Linked DNA regions of Homo sapiens: region 1 is linked to region 2. The links are chromatin loops, found by intact Hi-C in ENCODE. Cell type or tissue: Caco-2. All regions are shown on one strand. Links, peaks and the distances in the headings refer to the core of each region. The heading gives the core; the rest is flanking DNA.

Region 1 (10,111 bases), core at 800-8,799, 100 kb before region 2:
AGCCTCCCAAGTAGCAGGGATTGCAGGGGCATACTACCATGCCCAGCTACTTTTTGTATTTTTATTAGAGAGGGGATTGCACAATGTTGGCCAGGCTGGTCCCTAATGCCTAACTTCAGGTTATCCATCCACCTTGGCCTCCCAAAGTGCTGGGATTACAGTCGTGAGCCACTGAGTCCAGCAGGATTCAATTAATTTTCTAGAGTGGCTCACGGAACTCGGGGAAACACTTACTTGCATTTACTCATTTATTATAAAGGATATTACAAAGGATATAGATGAAGTGTGTAGGGCAAGGTATAGGGGAAGGGGTACAAAGCTTGAAGGCCGTCTCCAGGTATACCACCCTCCAGGAACCTCCACGTGGTCACCTCTTCAGAAGCTCTCTGAACCCTGTCCTCTTGTGTGTGGTGGAGTTGTTGGCGGGGAACGGTTGTGGGGTTGTTTTTTGAGACAGGGTCTCACTCTGTCACCAAGGCTGGAGTGCAGTGGTACAACTATGGCTCACTGCAACCTCGACCTCCTGGGCTTAAGCAATCCTCCCACCTCAGCCTCCCAAGTAGTTAGGACTTACAGGAGCCCGCCACCAACATCTGGCTATTTTTTGGTAATTTTTGTAGGACCAGGTTCCACCTGTTGCCTAGGCTGGTCTTGAACTCCTGGGCTTAAGCGATTCACCTGCCTTGGCCTCCTAAAATGCTGGGATTACAGGCATGAGCCACCGTGCCCGGCCCTCTTGTGTTTTAAAAGAGAATTCATTACATAGGCATGATTGACAACAGTGCAGAAATGTGATTGGACGAAAAGGGTATGACTGCATACAAATAGGCTGAGCGGGGAAACCCAGTAAGACCCACTGTTGAGATTCTTCCTGGCCTCTGTGCAGCATTGCTTCCTTCAGAGTATGGGGCACGCTTTCTGGAATGAGGGTCTTTTGACTTGCCTTGGACAGGTGAAAGGAGGAAAGAAGTTCAGAGAGACAGAGAGAGATTGTTTCCTGAGGCCTGTTCCTGAGGCCTAAAATGCCCCAGCCAATGTCTTGTTATAGCCAAAAAGGCTATAACAAGAGGGCTATGGGAGTTATCAGCCAGAAACTATGACTTTCATGCTTTATATATATATATATATATATATAAAATCATATCACACATCTCATCAACTTTGCCATATTCTTGTGGTTAGAAGCAAATCACAGATTCTACCAGCACTCAGGGGAAGGGACTACACAAGGGCAGGACTCCCTGGGGGTCACCTTACTGTGTGTCCACCACCCTGTCTGTGGGGTGAGCAGAAGGCCAGCAGATGCACAAAGTAACAAGTATGCAGACACAGCTAACCTTTTCCAAGGTAATTTGGGGGTGGCAGAGTAGCTCTAAGGAGCCAGAGGGGCAAGGAGGAGAGGCTAATGCTTCCTGGAAGGAGTGCGACAATCCAGACTGGGGTCGGGCAGGAGCTGAGAGAGACATGGGGCAGGGCCCCTCTTGAAGGTCACAGCTGGACAGGGGTGGTCACCAGGAACTGAACTGCCTGTGACATGGGCAAATCCAGCTGACAGCAGAGGGAATATCAAAGATCAGGAGAGTAGGAGGTGTGCGAAGAGCCCATGGGAGAGGGCTAAGGTGTGGTACCAAGGAGCCAAGCCTAATGCATAAAAAGGAATTCCAACTTTGTAACTTGAGGACTCAGTTCCTCACTCCCATGCCCATCCCAGCCAACTTGAAAGGGGCCTTATGTCCCGGGAGGGTGGGAAACAGTGAGGAGGCTCACATAAACCAGACATGCCTTTTTTGACCCTATGCAATAGCATCATAAGGGCAGAGCCAAGTTTCATTTCCTCTCTTCAACATTCTTAGGCTCATTGTTAAATTTCCTGGCTTCATCCCAGTTCTCATCTTCTACCACCTCTTTGAAGTAGCTGACTGGGAATTTCTTAAATTATGCAGAGTAACTTCCACAGCACCGTGCTGTCCATATGCCCTCCTCTGTTGGTGTTTCTCTTCTGCTTCTTTAGTGACTTTTTTCCCAGGGAGTTTAACATTTTGTGGTTTCAGCTCTCAAATATAGGTGAAACCTCAAATTCATACCTCCAGCCTTGTTTGTCTTCTAGGCAGGTGCTTGGAAAAAAAGGACAAGAGAACACGTTTCCACTTTCAGCTATGTGCCTTCCCAGCAGCAGCCCAGGGGATGCATAGAGGGTCCAGTTCTGTTTTTGTTTTACCCTCTTCTCATATGTACATAATGTCCAGTCTACCAAACTGGAACCCTTGAAATCTTTGGAATTAATGCAATGAACAGTATGGAATTGTTCTTGGTCAGGAACACAGAAAGATGAATCTTCTTTTTCTTTCTCCACAGCCAAGTTCCTGTGCTTGGCTTTCCAAACCCTCCATTGATGAGCCCCCACTACCTCCCAGCTTTATGTGGCAGCCTCCAAAGTCCAAGCCATCACTCTGGTCTCTTCACTGGTTTCCTTCACAAGAGAGACCACCCAACTTCTTCCCTTGGACTGAGAAATCGTAAAGCTGAATGATGAGAGAGAATGGGATGCAGGTCAAACTACCTGGGTTTGAACCCTAGTTCTGTCTCTTACTGGCAGTGTGACATTAGGCTGATAACTACTCTCTATGCTTCAGTAACCTCAGTTGTAAAGTGGAGGAGATGATGTCTATGTCATACAGTTGTTGTGAGGAGTAAGTGACTCAATATGTGCAAAGTGCTTAGAACATTCCTGGCAATTGGGTCACATAATACTAAAAAATCAGGCAGCAAGGACCTATGTCATCTATTTCTCCACCACAGCCTGGCTAGGTCACCATGTGTCATCAAACAGGAATATAACTAATTTTAATCAATATTTTATATATTTCAATTACATAGAAGTACAAACTTCAAAAAAAATTGCTTTGCTTGCAGAAGGGCTCTTGCTTTTCCTCCTTCTCCCCATCCAAATTCTATCTCATTCTTCAAGAACCAGCTTAAGTCCCACTTCCATGAAATCAATTCCTGTTGCTTCAGTCTACACCAAATTCTCATTTCTGGAAATGCTTTTATAGTAGGTTCACACCATAGAAGTTGGCGCTGAATGGCTCTTGTGTTTTGTGGGGTCTCTAAGTGTCTCCTCAGTAAATAGTTTGCCACTTCTGGCTGAGTTCTGAAAAAAATGAACCATAACCGGTAGTTGACCCCCAGAACCCAGGTTATTACCTTTATTATTGATGGAGGCAAATTGTAGGATATACTATAGAGTAAGGGCCAAACATACTTCCTAACTGCATTCAAAAATATGTGTCCTTTTCCTTGTGGGACTGCGCCCAATGCCACTTCACTCCAAGAAAGTTGCTCCACATCTTGCAGGGGAACAAGAATAGGGACATAAGAAGCCAGGCATATGTTTAAAAAAAAAAAAGTCCCCCTCCTGCAAACCAACAAGTGGAATGAAGGCCCATTCCTCTAGCAAGATCTTTCCATGTCAACTATAAATTCTTGAGGACAGGGCCTGGATTTTCAGCTTTGGATGCATTCTCTATAGTCCCTAGAATGGTATAGGTGCATAACATCTGCTCAATAATAATTCCAGGCTCTGTTCTAATCACTGTCTATATATTAGCTTAATCCACCATGAGAACCACCTATAAGGTAGCTGGTATTAACACTGATGTTTTATAGATGAAGAAACTGAGGCATCAATCTCTCATAGTCAACAAATGGTAAAGCTGGGATTTAAACCCAGTCTGGCTTCAGAGTTCATGCTCTTAACCACCATCCTATACTGTACTGATTGAATTTCACGAGCAGTAATGTTGGCAGAAATGGAGATTGTAAGAGTTCAGAAGCTGGATGGGAACCAGCCCTGCTAATGTCCAGTGAAGGCAAGCTCTGTAAGTAATAACTAGTGCTTAGACAATGTCATCAGTGAAGATCCTACAGCACATTTTCTTTTTACGACACTATCAGAAATTCTGCAAAATGATCCATTATGAACTACTCTATGTACTTGGAAAGAAGTTTATAATTCCACTTAAGGTACTACTGAAATAAATTTTAATGTAACATCTGGTCATTTGTGCAAAAATGAATCAAAATAGCTCATATTTGTCAAAAAAATCAAATATAATTTGATTTTTTTCTGGCTCTGATTTTTTTTTGAGACAGGGTCTTGCTCTTTCACCCAGGTTAGAGTGCAGGGGTGTGATCATGGCTAACTGCAGCCTCAACCTCCCAGGTTCAAGCAATCCTCCTACCTCAGCCTCCCAAGTAGCTGAGACCACAGGTACATGCCATCATGCCTGGCTAGGCTAATTTTTGTATTTTTGGTAGAAACGGGGTTTCACATGTTGCCCAGGCTGGTCTCAAACTCCTGGGCTCAAGTGATTTGCCTGCCTTGGCCTCCCAAAGTGCTGGGATTACAGGTATGAGCCACTTTGCCTGGCCCCGATTCTTTTGTTACTCATATGATTAAACTGCAATTTTTGGCATAACAGAAGGCAAGGACATTTTCCTTTATTTCATTGTTTTACAGAATGGCATGAAGGCTAAATTCTTATCCAAGTATTAATTACATTTGATCTCATAGCTTTACATTGCACTTCTGTGATCAATTTCAGGCTGAATCCTAAGTAAGGGAGAAAATGTATCGCCTTTAGGCATTTTGCCTGTTTACCACTAGAGGTCACTACCTAGTCTTTTATCTGTGAAAACCGAGGCCTAAATGTTCGTTTTGCTTCATTCATGTCATTCATGTTTATGAAGGAGAGGCATGAAAATTTGTTACAGCATGTCTCAGACTTATTGTGAAATTATCTAAAGTAGAAATAAGTTTCAAATCAAGCTGGTTAATCAGCTTTATTTGATGTTGACTACCATTGATTTAGGGCCTACTGTGGGCAGGTTCTGTGCTAGGTGCCTTATATATGTTGTCTCTGAATGCTGCAACATTATCCTCATTTTACAGATGAGGAAATTGAAGCTCAGCAAAGTCATAACATCACACAATTGCACAACAAGGACTTAATTCAGGTTGTGAACCCAGCTCAGGACTGGTAAATAAAAAAGGGAAACTTAGGCCGGGCACAGTGGTTCATGCCTGTAATCCCAGCACTTTGGGAGGCCAAGGCGGGCGGATCACATGAAGTCAGGAGTTCGAGACCAGCTTGGCCAATATAGTGAAACCCCGTCTCTACTAAAAAAAAAAAAAAAAAAAATTACCTGGGCGTGGTAGTGGGCGCCTGTAGTCCTAGCTACTTGGGAGGCTGAGGCAGAAGAATCACTTGAAATCGGGAGGTGGAGGTTGCAGTGATCCGAGATCGCACCACTGCACTCCAGCCTGGGTAACAGAGTGAAACTCTGTCTCAAAAAAAAAAAAAAAAAAAAAAAAAGATTAAAAAAAAAGAAAAGAAAAGAAGAATTAGCCAGGCATAGTGGTGCACACTTGTAATCCCAGCTACTTGAGAGGCTGAGGTGGGAGGATTGCCTGAACCTAGGGGGCAGAGGTTGCAGTGAGCTGAGATTGCACCGCTGCACTCCAGCCTGTGTGAGGCTCTGTCTCAAAAATAATAGTAAAGTGAAAAGGAGAAATTTCCAATGATGCCTGACCTGAAAAGAGGTCCAAGAATATTTATTCTACCTTGTAAGACATTTGGCAATTCACCATGATGATGGGTGGGTTAAACAGAGTTGAAGAGGAATACTATTAACAACTCTAAATGGAATTTACAGCTAAACAGATTCTAGCAAAACAGCCATCTAGCTGCACTAGAAATTTCATTTTAATTCGATTAAAGCTAATTTGTCCCCACATTTTTTATTTAAATGTAATTAGTGGATAATTTAAGGCGTCTGATGTTACAAGACGTTTTAGCTAATAAAGGAGCTGTGTTTCTGCCTTAGACCTTCATCTTTCTTAGGTGATAAAGGTATAAGTGTCCATGCCTAGGAAAGAGACCATGTTTACATATGTCTATGGGTCTTGATAGTACATTTTCTGGCATAAAATTTTGTTGTAATGACTTTCTAGTTTTTTTTTTATTTTTTCTATTTTTTTTTTTTTTTTTTTTTTTTTGTTAGAGATGTGAGGTCTCACTACGTTGCCCAAGCTGGTCTCAAACTCCTGGGCTCAAGCAATCCTCCCACCTTGGCCTCCCAAAGCGTTGAGATTACAGGTGTGAGCCACTGCTCCTGGCCCTGTGACAACTTCCTGTCTTTCCACAAACATGGCTGCATTTGGCAGTGCAGTGTCACACTAAATAATGACTCCATTGAAGTGGATCAGACATGTACTTTGTGCCATCAGTGTTAATAAACATCAGTTCTAGTATTGTGCTGAATCTGAACCTATTCACTGAGATCATAATGAGCTTAGAATTATTCATTATAATGCCCTTGTATTTCCTGGTCTAGGGCTGTTTAATAAGATACTACTTTCATCTGAGGAGACGAATAAAATTTCAGTCCTGACTACACCAATTACATGCTTTTTTAAAAAAAGACAATAAAATTAATGCTGCATGAAACACATCCTACCCTAAAATAAAACTACTTAAACCTTGATCTTCAAGGATTTGAATAAAAAGCATACTATCACTGAGGGTTCTTTTGTATACAGGACCAAGAATTATATTTGTTCTGCAACTTTAGCCTACCAATGTATTATTATTATTATTATTTTTAAAGAGATGGGGTCTCACCATATTGCCTAGGCTGGTCTTAACTCCTGAGCTCAAGCAATCCTCCCAACTTGGCCTCCCAAAGTGCTGGGATTACAGACATGAGCCTCCACTCCCAGCCCCATGTATTAAGTTTGTGAAAAAAAAAAATCTGGGGGTAAAAACATACCTGGAGACTTTACATATTCCACACACTCATTTTATTTTATTTTATTTCATTTTTATTTTGTTTGTATACATTCTTATAATTTCAATTTTTTTTATTATACTTTAAGCTCTAGGGTACATGTGTACAACATGCAGGTTTGTTACATATGTATACATGTGCCATATTGGTATGCTGCACCCACTAACTTGTCATTTGCATTAGGTATTTCTCCTAATGCTATCCCTCCCCAATCCCCCCACCCCACGACAGGCCCTGGTGTGTCCACAGGCCCACCTATGAGTGAGAACATGTGGTGTTTGGTTTTCTGTCCTTGTGATAGTTTGCTCAGAATGATGGTTTCCAGCTTCATCCATGTCCCTACAAAGGACATGAACTCATCCTTTTTTATGGCTGTATAGTATTCCATGGTGTATATGTGCCACATTTTCTTAATCCAGTCTATCATTGATGGACATTTGGGTTGGTTCCAAGTCTTTGCTATTGTGAATAGTGCTGCAATAAACATACGTATGCATATGTCTTTATAGCATCATGATTTATAATCCTTTGGATATATACCCAGTAATGGGATGGCTGGGTCAAATGGTATTTCTAGTTCTAGATCCTTGAGGAATTGCCACACTGTCTTCCACAATGGTTGAACTAGTTTACAGTCCCACCAACAGTGTAAAAGTGTTCCTATTTCTCCACATCCTCTCCAGCACCTGTTGTTTCCTGACTTTTTAATGATTGCCATTCTAACTGGTGTGAGATGGTATCTCATTGTGGTTTTGATTTGCATTTCTCTGATGGCCAGTGATGATGAGCTGAATTCTACCAGAGGTACAAAGAGGAGCTGGTACCATTCCTTCTGAAACTATTCCAATCAATAGAAAAAGAGGGAATCTTCCCTAACTCATTTTATGAGGCCAACATCATTCTGATATCAAAGCCTGGCAGAGACACAACAAAAAAGAGAATTTTAGACCAATATACCTGATGAACATTGATGCAAAAATCCTCAATAAAATACTGGCAAACCGAATCCAGCAGCACATCAAAAAGCTTATCCAACACGATCAAGTTGGCTTCATCCCTGGGATGCAAGGCTGGTTCAACATATGCAAATCAATAAACATAATCCATCATATAAACAGAACCAAAGACAAAAACCACATGATTATCTCAATAGATGCAGAAAAGGCCTTTGACAAAATTCAACAGCCCTTCATGCTAAAAACTCTCAGTAAACTAGGTACTGATGGGACGTATCTCAAAACAATAAGAGCTATTTATGACAAACCCACAGCCAATATCATACTGAATGGACAAAAACCGGAAGCATTCCCTTTGAAAACTGGCACAAGACAGGGATGCCCTCTCTCACCACTCCTATTCAACATAGTGTTGGAAGTTCTGACCAGGGCAACCAGGCAGGAGAAAGAAATAAAGGGTAATCAATTAGGAAAAGAGGAAGTCAAACTGTCTCTGTTTGCAGATGACATGATTATATATTCAGAAAACCCCATCACCTCAGCCCAAAATCTCCTTAGTAAGCAAATCTCCTTCAGCAAAGTCTCAGGATACAAAATCAATGTGCAAAATCATAAGCATTCTTATACACCAATAACAGACAAACAGAGAGCCAAATCATGAGTGAACTCCCATTCACAATTGCTTCAAAGAGAATAAAATACCTAGGAATCCAACTTACAAGGGAAGTGAAGGACCTCTTCAAGGAGAACTAGAAAGCACTGCTCAACGAAATAAAAGAGAACAAAAACAAATGGAAGAACATTCCATGCTCATGGATAGGAAGAATCAATATTGTGAAAATGGCCATACTGCCCAAGGTAATTTATAGATTCAATGCCATCCCCATCAAGCTACCAATTACTTTCTTCACAGAATTGGAAAAAACTACTTTAAAGTTCATATGAAACCGAAAAAGAGCCAGCATTGCCAAGACAATCCTAAGCCAAAAGAACAAAGCTGGAGGCATCATGCTACCTGACTTCAAAATATACTACAGTGCTACAGTAACCAAAACAGCATGGTACTGGTACCAGAACAAGATATAGACCAATGGAACAGAACAGAGCCCTCAGAAATAATACCACACATCTACAACCATCTGATCTTTGACAAACCTGACAAAAACAAAAAATGGGGAAACGATTCCCTATTTAATAAATGGTGCTGGGAAAACTGGCTAGCCATACGTAGAAAGCTGAAACAGGATCCCTTCCTTACACCTTATATAAAAATTAATTCAAGATGGATTAAAGACTTACATGTTAGACCTAAACTCATAAAAACCCTAGAAGAAAACCTAGGCAATACCATTCAGGACATAGGCATGGGCAGGGACTTCATGACTAAAACACCAAAAGCAATGGCAACAAAAGCCAAAATTGACAAATGAGATCCAATTAAACTAAAGAGCTTCTGCACAGCAAAAGAAACTACCATCAGAGTGAACAGGCAACCTACAGAATGGGAGAAAATTTTTACAGTCTACCCATCTGACAAAGGGCTAATATCCAGAATCTACAAGGAACTTAAACAAATTTGCAAGAAAAAAGCAAACAACCCCATCAAAAAGTTGGTGAAGGATATGAACAGACACTTCTCAAAAGAAGACATTTATGCAGCCAACAGACACACACTCATTTTAATTGAATTAGTCATCAAGCTTCTGATCTAGAACTATCTTTAGGATTGGGTGTTTTAACACCCTCTTCTCCTCTGTGATCTTGGAGCAGCTGTTGTTCCCCCCAAATAGCCCATTAATGTAGATTTATTTTTTAAATTACTACTTTGTTCTAATGATACATGAGCTAGTTAATTCTAAGAACTGAAAAGCCTGTTCAAGAACAACAGCATGTAAGTTCTCCAAATCTGTCTGTAGGAGAACAGCACACCATGCAGAGGAGTTCTACCACAAGATCAACAGGAGAGGTAAAACCCTGTGTGCACATGAGGCAGATCCAATTACGATTTTGTTTACTGGCTTTGCAAGGACTCAGGCCTCTCTCCCAGGCTTTGGATTTATTCTTCCTATTCAAGGCAACGACAGCCGAGTTTGACAGAAATAAAATTCAAGTCATAGCAGATCAAGTAACTCAAAGATTTCATTCCGGTAAAATTAGAATACTAAGTAGTTGAGTTATTACTGGGGAACTCTACATCGAAGTTTAAAGCCTCACATTTAATTATCATAAGCGTGTAGGGAGAGTAAAACTTGACCTCTGCTTTTTTAGGGTTTTTTGGTTGGGCCTAGGAATTAAGTTGACAGAAG
Region 2 (10,111 bases), core at 1,351-9,350:
GTAATAAGTGTCCTATTTGCCTTATAGAATTCTAAATTTAGTACAATTTGCTGCTAAATATATAGAATTATATTATAGAACTGAAAAAGAACCTAAAGGTAATCTAGTTCAGTGATGGTTCCCAACCTTAGCTGTACTTTAGGATTACCTGAGAGGCTTTAGAAGAATCTCAATGACTAGACTTAGACTAACTAAATAATATTGGGCAGGTGATATGGTTTGGCTGTGTCCCCACCCAAATCTCATCTTGAATTGTAGCTCCCACAATTCCCACATGTAGTGGGAGTGACCCAGTGGGAGATAATTGAGTCATGGGGGCGGTTTCCCCCATACTGTTCTAGTGGTAGTGAATAAGTCTCATGAGATCTGATGATTTTATAAGGGGCTTTCCCTTTCACTTGGCTCTCATCCTCTCTTTTCTCCCACCATGTAAGACATGCCTTTTGCTTTCCACCATGATTGTGAGGCCTCCCCAGCCATGTGGAACTCTGAGTCCATTAAACCTCTTTTTCTTTATAAATTACCCAGTCTTGGGTATGTCTTTATCAGCAGCATGAAAATGATCTAATACAGCAGGAGACCCAAGTATCAGTACTCTTTTAACATTCTTTGAGTGACTTCATTGTACTGCCAAGATCGAGAGAACCATTGGCCTAATTCACACCTTTTGCATACTAAGAAAATGAGGCTTAGGTTAGGTGACTTTTCATTATGTTTTAAACTTACACTATCCGATATGGTAACCATTAGCCACATCTGGCTATTTAAATTCAAATGTATTACAATTAAATAAAATTACAAATTGAGTTCCTCAGTCATGCTACTCACTTTCAAGTGCTCAACACCCACATATGGCTACTGGTTACCATATTACACAGCACAGAAGAGACATTTTCATCATCACAGAAATTTCTCTTAGACAAGTAATTTTACATGTGTTTTTAAAATTCTTTTGGGTTTGATTTCTATCCAGGCATTTAGTAACTTCAGAAACATTTTAAACCATTATTCCACAATGATTAATATAATAAAATATTTTTAAGCAAGAATAGCTTAATATTAGCATGTACATCTGTAAAGTTCCTAATACCATAATAAAAGCAACAGCTTCCTAGGGAAGTGTAGATGTGACTCAAATTCACCCACACTCCACCCCTACCTCCAAACCAATAGATCATAATCCAGAAGGCCATTTCCCCTACTTGATTGGTAAGGAAAGCACACCGGGGGAAGGCGAGGAGGAGCTACAATTTCCCAGTGACCAGTTCGTCACTTTAAGAGCCAACCCACAAGCATGGCCAAGCACAGTCTTGGCTCAAGAAAAGCATAAATGAAATTGGTAGAGGACAGTCTCCTCCTCCTTATGGAAAAACAAGACACAGTACAAGAACCAAGTTGAAGTCGATTTTTCCATTCTCAGTATAACAGGATGTATCACCACTGCTGTCTTTTTTAAAATTATAGGACAGAATTTATCATCTAAAGCTTCTCGACCTCTTAAAGAAAACATGCCATAGAACATATTTCATAAAGCAGGTGTTAGTGCTAGAGGGATTCAAATCTGTTGTGTTGGTTATATTTTTGTCACTGCAACCACCTAGAAATATGTCAACATTTTTAAACTTTGTTTTTTCAGTTGTGTTATGAAATTGAAACTTGATATAACTGTACCAGAATACATTGTTCCTTGTCATGTAGCTCAATATTTCCATTCCCAAGTGCATTATATCAAGCCATGTGATAGTTATGCCTTAATTTAAACAAAAGCAAGCCAGAAAGCCAATAGTGCAACAATAAGCCAATTTCAGTGATTACAGTGTACTAGGCACTGTTCTAAGCATTTTACATGGATTACATCATTTAATTCTCACAACAACTCACAATGAGGTCAGTGCTATTATTATTCTCATTTTACAGATAAAGAACCCAAGAGACCCACAGCTGAGTAATTTGCTTAAGGTCACACAGCTAGTAAGTGGTAGAATTGAACTGCCAACCCTGGCAGTCTAACTGCAGAAAATAGCATTTTAATTGCTCCGCTGTGTTTTCCACATGCACATACTTCATAAAAAGGTCATCCTTGACTTATTAAGGTCAAGATAAGAGACACTGGAATAGACTGGTCTATTTGAGCAGTAAAAGGGACCCCATGTGGCAGCAAGGTGTGGACGTGGGTATATGCAGCCCTAACCACAGGTTTCCCAAGATTGCTTTATTGGGGAGATGCCTCATTCTCGCTTTGACTTTTATATCACCTACTCTCTGGCACAACACACACCCCTCGTTTTGCAAGGGCCACAGTAGTAGTTGCAACAAAAATGGTTACCAGAGACTAGGAAACAGCAGGAGAGCAAAACAAAACAGCAGTACCTGCAGGCGCTGCTCAAGTGGTTACACAATATTCCCTAGTGTCTGGGCCCTGGATAGACATGGAGGAGTAAGGTTTCCTGGCTCAAGGCAGGGGGCTGAGATGGATAGATATCTGCATTAATTAGATCATTATATAAAACATCACCTTTCTTAAGGCCATATTCTCTCGTTCATAACCTTTACAAATCTCAGCATGTTTCCACATTTCATCCACAAATTTCATCCACAAGAAAGACAGTCTGTCCCAATGTTACTGGTTTTCCAGCCTGAGCAAGCCAAATTATTTTCTCAACCAGACAGCAGCCTGACATTCTTATCAGCATCAGAGTGTTCTTTGGGTCTTTCATACCCACGGTTTCTTCGTTTATTGTTCTACAGACTAATACAACTTTCCCATGCAGCCTGGCTTTGAGCCCTTTGGACTTGTCCCCTTTTCTCCCAGCCCCAAGGATGTCAATTTTTTAAAAACAGACTTTTTTTTTTTAGTGGTTTTCAGTTCACAGCAAGCGTGAGCAGAAGGTACAGAGAGTTCTCATATATGCCCCCCAACAAACAACACATACACAGCCTCCCCAACTATGAATATCTCATACCAGAATGGTATATTTCTTATAGGTGATGAACCTACATTGACACATCATTATCACTCAAAGTCTGTAGTTTACACTAGGGTTCACTCTTGGTAAGGTAGATTCTTATGGATTTTGACAAATAATAATGACATGTATCGACCACTATAGTATCATTCCATTGTTTATTTTTAAAGGGTATTGTGTTCATCGGTTTTGTGCTGCTGTAACAGAATACCATAGATTGGGTAATTTATAAAGAACAGAAATTTACTTGTCATGGTTTTGGAGCCTGGGAAGTTCAAGAGCAGGGTGCTGGCAGGTTAAGTCTCTGGTTCCAATATGGCAGCTTGTTGCTGCATCCTCTGGAGAGAAAGAACTCTGTGTTCTCACATGGCAGAAGAGCAGAACAGAGAACACACTCCCTCAAGCCCTTTTTATAGTGGCTTTAATTCATTCATGAAGACTCTGTCCTCATGACCTAAACACCTCCCTCAAGGCCCCACCATTTAACACTGTTGCGTTGGGGATTAAGTTTCTAACATGTGTATTTTGAAGGGAACAAAAACATTCAAACCATAGCAGGTACCATATGTATACTTTGTCTTGAGAGTCCTCACTTGCTTTTCAGAATTCAAAAATGGTCTCATTGTTTCTGTGAGTTCACTACCAAGTCCTTTGCACTTGGTCTGACAGTGAGTGACAGCAGAGGCATCTGGGGCTCTGAGATACTCCTCGCACAGCCAGCTTAAGAGCCAGAACTCTGCAGTTGCCTTAGCAACAGCTAAAGTTTCCTGTCCCAGGCTAAAAAGCGTGATATCTCTTCATTTGTAAAAAGTCTATTTTATTCTCTCAATCTGCCTGGGGCATAAATATGCCAGGAATGGAACCCTCAGGGTTGGATTTCCTGTTCTTGATTTTGAAATAGAAGGTAAAATACTCATAGAAGGAGGTAAAAAGGAGGCCTGCACATGTTCTTATACTTGATAGCAGGCTCAAATATTCTAATATAGCCAGAATCTGAGCTAGTCAAAGTCTTAAACTTGCAGACGATTTGATTTTAGACCCAGCATTTTTTTTAATTCATCACAGAGAGAAATAATTCAATGGTCTTCATTTTGCAGAAATGAAGAAACTCTCTATCCCAGCTCTTGCATTTGAGAACTCTAATAGAATTTTGAAAGGGAAAAAAAGTGAAACATCTTTAAATGACTACATATTTGATCATGCCTAATATATCTTAAGTATTATTGAAGAGCTCAGAATATTCTCCAAATGTGAGCTCATTCTAGCCTAAAACACTTAGGAAGCCCATCAGCCTTGAATTAGACAATAGAAATTCTCTCCATTTCAACTCTCTTCTCTAATTGAAGCTTCCGTTTAAGCCCAAAGAGTTGCAATTTCTTTGTCTCTCCCTCCAGGTTCTCCAGACCATCGCTTATCCCAAAGCCTACATTTCTGCCTGTCTGAGACACAGGTATATAAATAATATTTAATCTTTCTTCCTTCCCTTGACGTGTTGACTGAAAGCTGAAACAAAAGGCATTATAATGTTAAAAATGTAAAGTTAATTTCACCTTAGCCAAGTTTGAGGACAAATAGCCCCTGAAAACACTGACTTAGCACAAACCGATAATGAGTCTCAGAGTGGGTTACATGAGGCACGGTATTCATGTGTTCCATTACATAGAAAATGAGAGAAAGGGGTAATAAAGTAAAGGTGACATTCTCACAATTCTGATTGGTGCTCAGAGACATTGTACATAAGATAAAGCAACAGTCTGGTTAAGTTATATAGGGTAAAAGGTTAGCAAGTATGTGGGCATCTTAGGGTCTGGAGAGGGATGATTGATTTTATCCTGCCTTTATGCTATATCTGATAGATAGGGTTGTATTATAATTCGTACATATCAGTGAAATATTTGACAGACTGCAGCCTTGCTGGTGAGGGTTCAGCTTTAATTCATAGGCCTAGTTTCTATTGTCTATGTCCAATCTGCAGCCATCTTAGACCACTTTTAAATATATTTTTCTTTCAGATTTTCCTTTTTCTGAAGAGTTAAGTACCTAGCTTCTAACAAACATCCACCAGATTTTATTTTAGAACTTGGAGAATAACTGAATTTCTTGAAGCAACATGATTCACATACTTCTACCGTCCTATAAGTTCAAATCACTGGGGGTGGCCACCGCCCAAGTGGTTATATGCACCTAGGCTTGGCAGGAAGTCAGGCAAAAGAGAGCATTTGGTACTAAGTAAATCCAGCAGCCTCAACCCAATTGCAACATCCACATCAGGAGGTCAGACATGCTCCTGCCCATCCTTTGGTATCAAGGGAGGCAAAGTATAAAGACTAAAAAAAGTAAATAGTATGCTCTTTCATCTTTCCCCTAGCAGAGGATGGCGGGAGGTTCTGGCACGGTGGAGAATAACCTCAGAAGTGCACCAGCGGGCGGTAGCAACGGCCGCACTGAAGCAGGTTAAGCACCCTGAGAAAAGTGGTAACATCTAGAGCAGGCTCTGCTCCCTGGCCTCACACCTCCATCCTACTCTGAGATAAAAAAAACTCCTCATCAGTTATCTTTTGGGGCTTTATACATAATAGATGTCCAATAAAGAATTCAATGACATGAAGGATCCCACATTGAGGAAAGAGCAGAGAAAACATGGCTGTAGCCTTTGTGAAATTAAATAATTCAAACTTAAAATAATTCAAACTTAAAGCTGTTTGAAATTGAAGTTATCCTGAGCCTTGAGAGGAATGTGGCTATGCAGCTTAAGTCACATGGCATGCAGCTGCAACTTCTGCCTTTTTTATTTTCTGTAAATAATTAAGAACAAAGTTCCCCAGAGATAAGACTCCCTCAGCTCACTACTCTTCCTCTTGGAGTAATAAAGCAATCTTCCTTAGAATGTAGCAGTTCGTAACCAATCAAATCACTGTGATGTGTGTGTGCACTGGTCGTGTATGGAAAATGTTGCCATGCTGCTGAAATTTAACTTCTCTACTTTGGAATGCTTGTTGCATTCATTTGGAGTCAATGTCTCTGGGTGGCTATCCTCAAACTTTGCACTCGAATAAACTCTATACTTAATATATTTTTTGAATCTCATTATTTAAGGTTGACACCTTTAAGGAACTTCTAAGTTTGTTTCTGGCTTGTTTATTTCTCAACACATACACACCATGGTTGGAGTACCGGCAAGGAACTATTGGGAGGGAGGTTTGACTAATTCTAGGGAGTAGAAAGGACAGACTCAGTGAGAAAAGCTTCACAGAGGTGATGTGCAAATTGAGATTACAGGGAGGAGTACAAAATGGTTAGGTTGGACAAAGGAGCAGGAGAGGCATTCTACCCAAAAGAAACAGACCTAGCAAAGGCACAGAGACCTTGGGTTATTCCTCAGGGAATAGGGAAGGACTTTACGTACTGACAGGCCTAGAAAGAAAGGATTCAGCTGGACTGGGAAAGCTTTGATTACCAAAAAGCCAAGATGAAGAACTCAAATGTCTCAGGAAACACAGCAGAAAACAAAGTGGTGCTGTTGCATAACATGTGGAGAACATTAGCACATTGTTTAAGGGCAATGAGTTTAAATTTCAGAATACCAAACTAGTCAGTCAAATACTTCTGCAGACCATACAGCTTGCTTCCTTCTCCATTCATATAGGGGTACAGGCTCAGAAGATAAGGGGACCCTGACTTCTAGGATACAGATGGGGCATCAAGAGATGCCATATCTGGGCTGGGCACAGTGACTCACACCTGTAATCCCAGCACTTTGGGAGGCTGAGGTGGGTGAATAATTTGAGGTCAGGAGTTCAAGACCATCCTGGCCAACATGGTGAAACCTTGTCTCTACTAAAAATACAAAATTAGCCCAGGCATAACGGTGCACGCCTGTAATCCCAGCTACTTAGGAGGCTGAGGTGGGAGAATCAAACCCAGGAGGCGAAAGATGCAATGAGTTGAGATTGCACCACTGCACTCCAGCCTGAGTGACAGAGTAACACTCTGTCTCAAAATAAAAGAGATACCACATCAAAGTTAACAAGAACATGTCTGAATAGGGAAAACCATTCAGGCACCAACACAACCTATGCTGAGGCTGGGAGGCAACTAGCAGACTAAGGACCTCAGCGACTTTCAGATTCCATACAGCAAGCAACTGTGAAATCTAACATTCCTTATTCTTGAAAATCATAGCACACCAGGTGTATCACAGGGTGATGACCAATGTTCCCAAATCAAGTAGGAGGAGAGATTTAGCCCATCATTTTTTATCATAAACTTCAGATCCTTCTCCGTGATAACTTTTAAAATTTTCCTTTTTTTTTTCCATGATCTGTGTTGCTGTATTAGATCAGCCTCCAAAACCCTGATTTATAAGCTTATTAGTTATGTACATTAGTCAGTGTTTGTTGTGTAACAATCACCCCTTAAATCTCAGTGGCTTACAACAACAAATACGATCTTCTTGTCCTCAGATCTGTGTGTCAGCTGTGGTTCTGATGAGTTCCGTTGGACTTGGCTTCCCACAGTAGGTTGAGTTCAAGCCTTTTCTGAATGCTTCTTTAATCTGGGAGCGAGTCTCAAGAACCCATTTCTAATTGAGCATATTCTGGAGCCATTGCTTTCTGAGGCATGCTCTTCTGATGGCAGAGCATAGGAGCTCAATAGGCAAGTGAAACTTTTTTTTTTTTGATTTTTTTTTTTTTTTGGTTTTCTTTTTTTTTTTAAATTGATCATTCTTGGGTGTTTCTCCCAGAGGGGGATTCGGCAGGGCCACAGGACAATAGTGGAGGGAAGGTCAGCAGACAAACAAGTGAACAAAGGTCTCTGGTTCTCCTAGGCAGAGGACCCTGCGGCCTTCCGCAGTGTTTGTGTCCCTGGGTACTTGAGATTAGGGAGTGGTGATGACTCTTAACGAGCATGCTGCCTTCAAGCATCTGTTTAACAAAGCACATCTTGCACCGCCCTTAATCCATTCAACCCTGAGTGGACACAGCACATGTTTCAGAGAGCACAGGGTTGGGGGTAAGGTCATAGATCAACAGGATCCCAAGGCAGAAGAATTTTTCTTAGTACAGAACAAAATGAAAAGTCTCCCATGTCTACTTCTTTCCACACAGACACAGCAACCATCCGATTTCTCAATCTTTTCCCCACCTTTCCCCCTTTTCTATTCCACAAAACCGCCATTGTCATCATGGCCCATTCTCAATGAGCTGTTGGGTACACCTCCCAGATGGGGTGGTGGCCTGGCAGAGGGGCTCCTCACTTCCCAGAAGGGGCCGCCGGGCAGAGGCGCCCCCCACCTCCCGGACGGGGCGGCTGGCCGGGTGGGGGCTGACCCCCCATCTCCCTCCCGGACAGGGTGGCTGCCGGGCGGAGATGCTCCCCACCTCCCAGACGGGGCGGCTGCCGGGCGGAGGGGCTCCTCACTTCTCAGTTGGGGCGGCTGCCGGGCAGAGGGGCTCCTCACCTCCCAGATGGGGCGGCTGCCGGGCGGAGGGGCTCCTCACCTCTCAGACGGGGCGGCCGGGCAGAGACGCTCCTCACCTCCCAGACGGGGTCGCAGCCGGGCAGAGGCGCTCCTCACATCCCAGACGGGGCGGCGGGGCAGAGGCGCTCCCCACATCTCAGACAATGGGCGGCCGGGCAGAGACGCTCCTCATTTCCTAGATGGGATGGCGGCCGGGAAGAGGCGCTCCTCACTTCCCAGACTGGGCAGCTAGGCAGAGACGCTCCTCACATCCCAGACGGGGTGGCGGCCGGGCAGAGGCTGCAATCTCGGCACTTTGGGAGGCCAAGGCAGGCGGCTGGGAGGTGGAGGTTGTAGCGAACAGAGATCACGCCACTGCACTCCAGCCTGGGCAACATTGAGCACTGAGTGAACGAGACTCCGTCTGCAATCCCCGCACCTCGGGAGGCCGAGGCTGGCGGATCATTCGCGGTTAGGAGCTGGAGACCAGCCCAGCCAACACAGCGAAACCCCGTCTCCACCAAAAAAATACGAAAACCAGTCAGGCGTGGCGGCGCGCACCGGCAATCGCAGGCACTCGGCAGGCTGAGGCAGGAGAATCAGGCAGGGAGGTTGCAGCGAGCCGAGATGGCAGCAGTACAGTCCAGCTTCGGCTCGGCATCAGAGGGAGACCGTGGAAAGAGAGGGAGAGGGAGACCGTGGGGAGAGGGAGACCATGGGGAGAGGGAGAGAGAGAGGGAGAGGGAGCAAAATTTTCTTTAAGATCAAAAGTACAAGTTAAGAAAATTATTTGAGTTTTATTCCTTATTCCTTAAACTATATGCAATATGCTTATATTTAGATATGGATAAATTAGGGTTTGTGAGATTTTTCCATCTACCTACGTTGTCTGCAAGGTCTGTGAATGTGACAGTCACTTTCTGTCAGGCTGCCAGAGGCCCAGGATTCACACTTTGAGAAGCACAAGTCTTGGGTGAGATTTTAATCACTTGAATGCAAATCCTGTAGGCTTCTGTGGATGCACATGTGTTTTCAGAGGGCAGGAACTATGACTTGGACATTGTCGTGTCCTCCACAGTATTTGACACCATACATGCCTCATACGTTTGCTGGACTGAATACCAACCCTGTCCAGGGAACAGCATGCCAGGCCTAGCTGGACTTGAGCACCCTGGCTGGCTTATTAAGTACTTGCCTGTGTGAGTGGCTGCCCTGGGTATTTGTGACTTGATTACAAACCCCTTAATCTCATCTAGGAGGAGGAAAAGGATGAAGAGCTTACTATGAGTGTTACTAACTGTGCTAGATACTTTATGTACTGTATTACATGTATTTTTCATAATCTTACAATGTATTTTTTTTCTAGTTTACTGGGGAGGAAATTGAAGTTCAAGTAGCTTCTCTAAGATTAGAAGCTATCGTACCTTTGCATGTTTGACTCCAAAACCCAAAATCCTAAGAGGAAAAAATCCCAACCCACTACCTATCAATAACGAAATGTGTTAACATGGCCTACCTGATAGGTGCTGTTCGGTGGAAATTCTAAGGTGGACCCTTTATACAAATCAGGCTCTATCAAGTTTGGTAAATAAACAAACCATGTTATGCACCTCTGATAAAATCAAGTTTCTAAACCTGCAAAATAAAGTGTGATGGAAAGAAATATTACCCTGCCCCCTGGTGA

The links. Peaks named below come from ENCODE experiments on the same cell type or tissue, not always from the same donor. Only the 100,000 strongest peaks of a DNase experiment are listed, where the experiment ranks them.
Region 1: a loop joins it to region 2, with 5 times the contacts of the local background. A loop is called at or near these places in 1 of 110 quality-filtered maps.

Annotation. Positions count from the first base shown.
Region 1 is chr5:54,484,121-54,494,231 of GRCh38, reverse strand. No RefSeq gene overlaps it. Among named protein-coding and RNA genes, the nearest start is that of SNX18, 29 kb to the left of the region's middle. In Caco-2, for the core only: a CTCF peak has its summit at 4,690 (motif pointing right); a DNase peak (open chromatin) is centred at 5,481.
Region 2 is chr5:54,379,801-54,389,911 of GRCh38, reverse strand. All of the region lies in intron 1 of LINC01033 (long intergenic non-protein coding RNA 1033), which reads right to left. Among named protein-coding and RNA genes, the nearest start is that of LINC01033, 64 kb to the right of the region's middle. In Caco-2, for the core only: no CTCF peak of the experiment used is centred there; DNase peaks (open chromatin) are centred at 5,321 and 5,800.